Linked DNA regions of Homo sapiens: region 1 is linked to region 2. A link is a contact called in ENCODE Hi-C or POLR2A ChIA-PET data. All regions are on one chromosome and are shown on one strand. The core of a region is the stretch at or near the end of the contact, and the rest is flanking DNA. Distances in the headings are between cores, read along the strand shown. Region 1 overlaps PGM2 (phosphoglucomutase 2). Region 2 holds the start of PGCKA1 (PDCD10 and GCKIII kinases associated 1).

The links. A loop is a pair of places that touch in the nucleus more often than their neighbours do. ChIA-PET counts read pairs that join two places held with the same protein, here RNA polymerase II (POLR2A). Pooled maps may share reads with other maps.
Region 1: a pooled map shows a loop between it and region 2 (2.5-fold over the local background). The contact joins the enhancer-like site here to the promoter of PGCKA1 in region 2. A Hi-C loop is called at or near these places in 2 of 50 pooled maps. POLR2A ChIA-PET finds 5 or more read pairs at or near these places in 2 of 52 experiments (OCI-LY7 and activated CD4-positive, alpha-beta T cell).

Annotation. Positions count from the first base shown.
Region 1 is chr4:37,849,621-37,852,526 of GRCh38, forward strand. PGM2 (phosphoglucomutase 2) reads left to right here. Exons shown (of 14, transcript NM_018290.4): 12 at 564-753. Among named protein-coding and RNA genes, the nearest start is that of PGM2, 24 kb to the left of the region's middle. Within about 2 kb of position 1,436, at least 2 of the 41 ENCODE cell types and tissues checked have a DNase peak (open chromatin) inside an H3K27ac peak, as active enhancers do; they include OCI-LY7, where a contact is called at or near this core.
Region 2 is chr4:37,452,468-37,455,290 of GRCh38, forward strand. PGCKA1 (PDCD10 and GCKIII kinases associated 1) reads left to right here and starts at 1,458. Exons shown (of 4, transcript NM_001104629.2): 1 at 1,458-1,573. It overlaps LOC124900691 (a long non-coding RNA gene), which reads right to left. Exons shown (of 3, transcript XR_007058098.1): 3 at 1,850-2,627.

The sequences.
Region 1 (2,906 bases), core at 186-2,685, 400 kb after region 2:
CTGGTCTCAAACGCCTAACCTCAGGTGATCCACCCACCTTGGCCTCCCAAAGTGCTGGGATTACAGGCGTGAGCCACTGTGCCTGGCCTAGACCTCTGTTTTAATGGTCTTTTAAAAATTATTCCTTTGGCGTCAGTTTTGGCTGTTACATTTATTTTATTATTTATTTTATTTTATTTTATTTTTTGAGATGGAGTCTCTCGTTGCCCAGGCTAGAGTGCAATGGCACAATCTTGGCTCACTGAATCCTCCACCTCCTGGGTTCAAGCGATTCTCCTGCTGCAGCCCTCTGGAGTAGCTGGGACTACAGGTGCCTGTCACCATACCCGGCTAATTTTTGTATTTTTAGTAAAGACGAGGTTTCTCAATGTTGGCCAGGTTGGTCTCATACTCCTGACCTCAGGTGATCTGCCCGCCTCGGCCTCACAAAGTGCTGGGATTACAGGCGTGACCCACCACACCCAGCCATATTTATTTTAGAATACACTGGTTGGTACATGTTCTGTGTCCACCCTACAAAATTATTTGTTCCTCATGTGCATGAATTTGTATTTGTTTGATAGGTATGGCTACCATATTACTAAAGCTTCCTATTTTATCTGCCATGATCAAGAAACCATTAAGAAATTATTTGAAAACCTCAGAAACTACGATGGAAAAAATAATTATCCAAAAGCTTGTGGCAAATTTGAAATTTCTGCCATTAGGGACCTTACAACTGGCTATGATGATAGCCAACCTGATAAAAAAGCTGTAAGTAATGTCTTCTCTTTTCAACTAACCTCTTTTCTATTTACCTTTTAAAATAATTTGAATAAATTATTTAACCATACAATTAATTGAAGCTGATTTTAGGCACTTAGGCGTGATTATAAATAAGCTATAAAAAATATATGGAAGCCGGATGTGGTGGCTCATGCCTATAATTCCAGCACTTTGGGAGGTTGAGGTGGGCAAATCACTTGAGATCAGGAGTTCGAGACCAGCCTGGCCAACACGGCAAAACCCGGTCTCTATTAAAAAATACAAAAATTAGCTGGGCGTGGTAAGTTAAAAACCGCAGGCTAGAACTGAAAGAGACTCTACTAGGCTGGGAGCGGTGGCTCACACCTGTAATCCCAGCACTTTGGGAGGCCGAGGCAGGTGGATCACTTGAGGTCAGGAGTTCAAGACCAGCCTGGCCAACATGGTGAAACCCCATCTCTACTAAAAATACAAAAATTAGCCAGGTGTGGTGGCTCATACCTATAATCCCAGCTACTCAGGAGCGTGAAGCAGGAGAACTGCTTGAACCCAGGAGGCAGAAGTTGCAGTGAGCTGAGATTGCACCACTACACTCTAGCCTGGGTGACAGAGCAAGACTTCATCTCAAAAAAAAAAAAAAAAAAAGAGGAACTAGTCATCAAAGCCTGTGTGGTCATTTCGCACCTTAGGCAATAAGTGATCAGAAGTGTGGAACCTGTCTGTGGACACAGAGCTTAGTTGGTGGTGGTCCAGGGAGAATCTGGGTTTTCTATCTCAGGATCCAGCATTCTCTCCCTGTCAGGAGTTCTCACACTTGCAGGAGCATCAGTAACCAAGAAGGCTGGGGAAACAGAGTGCTGGAGCCCACACCTGGACTTTCCGATTCAGTAGGTCTGGGGTAGGAGCCAAAAATGTTCATTTCTAACAAGGTCCCAGGTGGTACTGATGCAACTGGTCCTCACTTTGAGAACCACTGTTTGTTTTCTAGTTAGTGTACTCTGTTCTCTGAGTGTATTGGAGCTGTTGGCTGTAAAGCCTGAGTTTGCATTCTTTACACCAAGCAGATCTTTCACTGGAGACAAAAGAAGACACAAAGGTAGCAGAAGAGTGTTGCTTTCTATGTTGGGGTTGGGGGAGGAAAGTTAAGAATATCCTTATGAGATGTTAGGCACGTTCTTTGATATTTTCTTTGTTCTATTTTTCATTTTCATCTGCACACAGCATATTTTTAAAATAGAAATAGTATGAAAACGCTTACGATGAAACGTGGCAGTCCCACCCCTGCCACCTCATTGCCATGTCACCAAGACTAGATTTGTAAATCATGTGCTCATATAGTGATGTTTTGATATACCAGTTTTACAATTTGTTGACTTTCTATTTTTGAGATAAAGATTTAGTTCTTACGCTTTCTACATTCAATAATTCTCTTCTCCCCATCCTCACAGTACGTTTATGCCACAGCTTTTGGTTAAATCAGATTCCGTGCTTTTGTTATTATGACTAGTAACTGCTGTTGCCTGCTAGCTAAGTAGTGTATTTTGATTAGGTTTCCCTAATTTGTATAGAGAATTGTATTTCCTGTACCTTTTGTTTGTTTGTTTTCTTTTTTTTTGGAGACAGGGTCTTGCTGTGTGACTTAGTCACTTAGGCTGGAGTGAATGGCATGATCACAGCTCCCTGTAGCTTTGACCTCCCAGGTTCAAGTGATCCTCCCACCTCACCCTCCTGAGTAGCTAGGACCAAGGGTATGCCATCATGCCCAGCTCTTTTTTTTTTTTTTTTTTTTTTTTTTGGAGGGACGAGTCTCTCCCTAGGTTTCCCAGGCAGGTCTCAAGTGATCCTCCTGCCTTAGCCTCCCAAAGTACTGGGATTACAGGCGTAAGCTACTGCGCCTGCCTTAATTCATGTAGTAATAGTTGCTTTGTTCTTCCATTTGCCTGGATTTCTATGTCCTGTCAGCAGTTTTTCCCAAATCCTTCAAATGCCTCTCAGTAGGGTTTTCCTGGTCCATGTCCAATGGCCGCCCTCCTGGTTGGGTGCACAGCTGTCATCCTGGGAATGCCCTTCTCCAGGATTGAGTCCCTTGCTCCTAGACCTCATGGCTTCCTCTTTCTATATTTATTTTCCTAGATCACATCCTCTAATAGCTTTCTGAGAAC
Region 2 (2,823 bases), core at 208-2,707:
CCCACCCTAGTCTCCACAAAAATAATAATAATAATAGTAATAATAATAATAATAATACAAAAATTAGCCGAGCATGGTAGCATGAGCCTGTAGCCCCAGGCACTCCAGAGGCTGAGGTGGGAGGATCCCTTGATCCCCAGAGGAGGAGGTTGCAGTAAGCTGAGATCGCATCACACTCCAGCCTGTGTGCAACAGCCAGACCCTGTCTCAAATAATAATAAATAAATAAATAAAATGAAACCCAATACAAATACCAACCCCTTTTTCGACAGATAACCTACTTGATAAATGTATCAATATCCTGTAGACAATTAAGTGTCGACTATAAGTTGGACATGAGTGCCGTTCATTGTGACAAAGGATGTAAAACCACATATAACTTCCTGCAAAAATCTAACACTTTACAGCGTGCAATCCCAGCACTGCAAAATTAGAAGGATTCAAAAAATGGAGTGTTCAAATTCTCAAAAGCCTGGCAAATATCATGTGAATGGGGCTGGCATCATTAAAGTAGATACATTGAAAACCCAAGGACACTATGTCCATCCTTAGATAATACTCTGTCCAGATGCCTCTCCAATATCCTATTTTATTCTCTTGCTGGATGAGTTGAAAAGAAGAGAGAAGAGGGTAAGCTAGGTGGCGCAGTTGCTTAACACTTTTTTTGGCAAGCTCAGCATTTGCTTTGGAGCACAGGTGAAAAGAATGTCCAGTCCTTAAGCAGAGTCAGTTCTCCACCCGCCTTAGGTATATGGATTGTAACAGCTACGAATGTGGAACTCAGTAGATTGGATGCAGTCTTGTGGCCAATGCCCTAAGACCTCAGGAAAAGAAAGGGATGGAGGGGGAGTGGGTGAGGAGGGGACGGGGAACCAGGAGTTCATTGAACTCCCCCTGGGGCCTTTAGGGTGCAGGCGAGTGTGTGCAACTTCCCTGGTTTTTATCGTGGTGGTGGCGCCCCCGCTGTTTCTAGGTCCATGTAGCTCATACAGGGCTGGCCATGGAACTCACAGCAGGTCTAGGCGGCGAATGCCAGAAATAAGGAGGAAACTGAAAAATGCCAAGTTCTCGGGGTTTGGGAGTACACAACTATTTGCCAGCGGGTGCATTTGTTTTGTGTATCCCCGTACTCCAGTCCCTTGATCATAGGAAGCTCCCTTCTCTCCAGCGCAACATTGGAGTAAGCACCCCGGAGTTTCCCGTGATGGCAGGCGGTTGGCGCGGTCGTTTGTGCTCAGAGGCCAACAAGCGCGTGGATTTTCTGCTTCAGTGCGCCCGGGACTGCCACCCCGGCCCCGGGGATGTCGGACATCGTACTCCAGGGTTTCGAGCCCTAGCCCCGCCGCATCCTCGGGGCGTGCAGGTAAAGGGTTACGCGTGTCGGGAAGGCTCACCCGCAGCCCGGGCCACGTGACGCGCGGGCCCAATGACAGCGCTGGGGCGGCCGCTGCGAGCTCGGCGGGCTCAGGGCAGCGCGGAGCCGCTAGCGTCTCCCGGCGCGGCTGCCCGAGGCCGGCGAAGCCATGGGCGCCGGGACCCCGCCGCCGCCGCCGCCGCCGCCGTCTGGCCCCAGGTAGGGACAATCCCCCGCCCCGCGCGCGCAAAGAGGGCTTTAGTCCTGCGGAACTTGGCTTTGGGGCGAGCTTTCCCCCACTTCTCTCCGAGTCGCCTACTTTTAAGTTTAATTTCTTGATTTGCTTTTGCCCTGAAAAAAAAAATTAGAGACGCAATTCAAAGTTTGATGACTTCGGGAAAAGTCACGTAATTCAACAAAGGGGCTCTAAAAGGGGCAAAACTCGGGTGGGGGGAGGCGGACTTTTACAGATTCCCAAAACCAAAGACCAAGGCGTTTGTAAAGCTTGGCGTTTAATTGGTTGTGTGAAACATTTTTGCTTTTAAATCCCTAACTAATGAACTTTCAACGGTGCATGCGAACTTGAAAAAACTGCAAGAGATTTTACCTTAGATCTGTGCCCTCCTCCCCCATTTTAAGTATGTTTTTTAATAAAAAGGAAATGGAATGTGACCTCTGCTGTTTCTTTGAAATGCCCTTGGGTCCCGGTATTTGCCCCCCAGGGGTGCTGGCGGCCTGGGCAGTGGGTAGGGGTGGGGGAAGAGGTCAGGGTGCCAGGAGGCCTCACGTAGTGAAAAGAGGGTGCCAGGTGCAAACAGTTAAATAGTCACAAACTGTTTGCTAAATATTTAATAATTAGGCAAGCATCTCCCAGCTTGGTTACTTAGGTTGCATTGACCTTGGCAGCCCTGATGAGGCGAGATTTTCACAAAGTACTGGTGAAGAATTTTTCCGGTGATAAAAGGCAAGGATCAATGCTTTTTACCCCAGCATGGCAATTGACCTTAAAAACAAAATTAAAACTCCCTGTGATGACTTAGTACATTTTATGTTACTTTCCATGGCAGCATAGATACCTGCCCCATGATGGATATTTGCCCTGTGAATTTAGAGAAAGTTTGTGCTCCAGAGGTGGTTCAAATCATTGAAGAATAGGGCGTTTATTTTCTTCCTGTCACTATTTATGGGAAAGAATTACGGATGGTCCTTCTTGCCCTGGTTTGTGGATGTCCTTGGTGGTTGCAATCAAGCAAGCTCTTATGAGGAATAATATCTGGAGAAAAGAAGAGAAGCATTTGAGAGTTGAATGAGAAAGAAATGGAAAGCGGTTACTGCTTTTAAACATAATAGAGTCTATATTTGTTGCCTACCCCTCCCCCTTCCCCATTTAATCCTTCAGTTGATACTATTTTAGGAAGGATAAGACAGATGTTAAAGATCATAGACCACCTTACTGGTCCCAGCTGTGA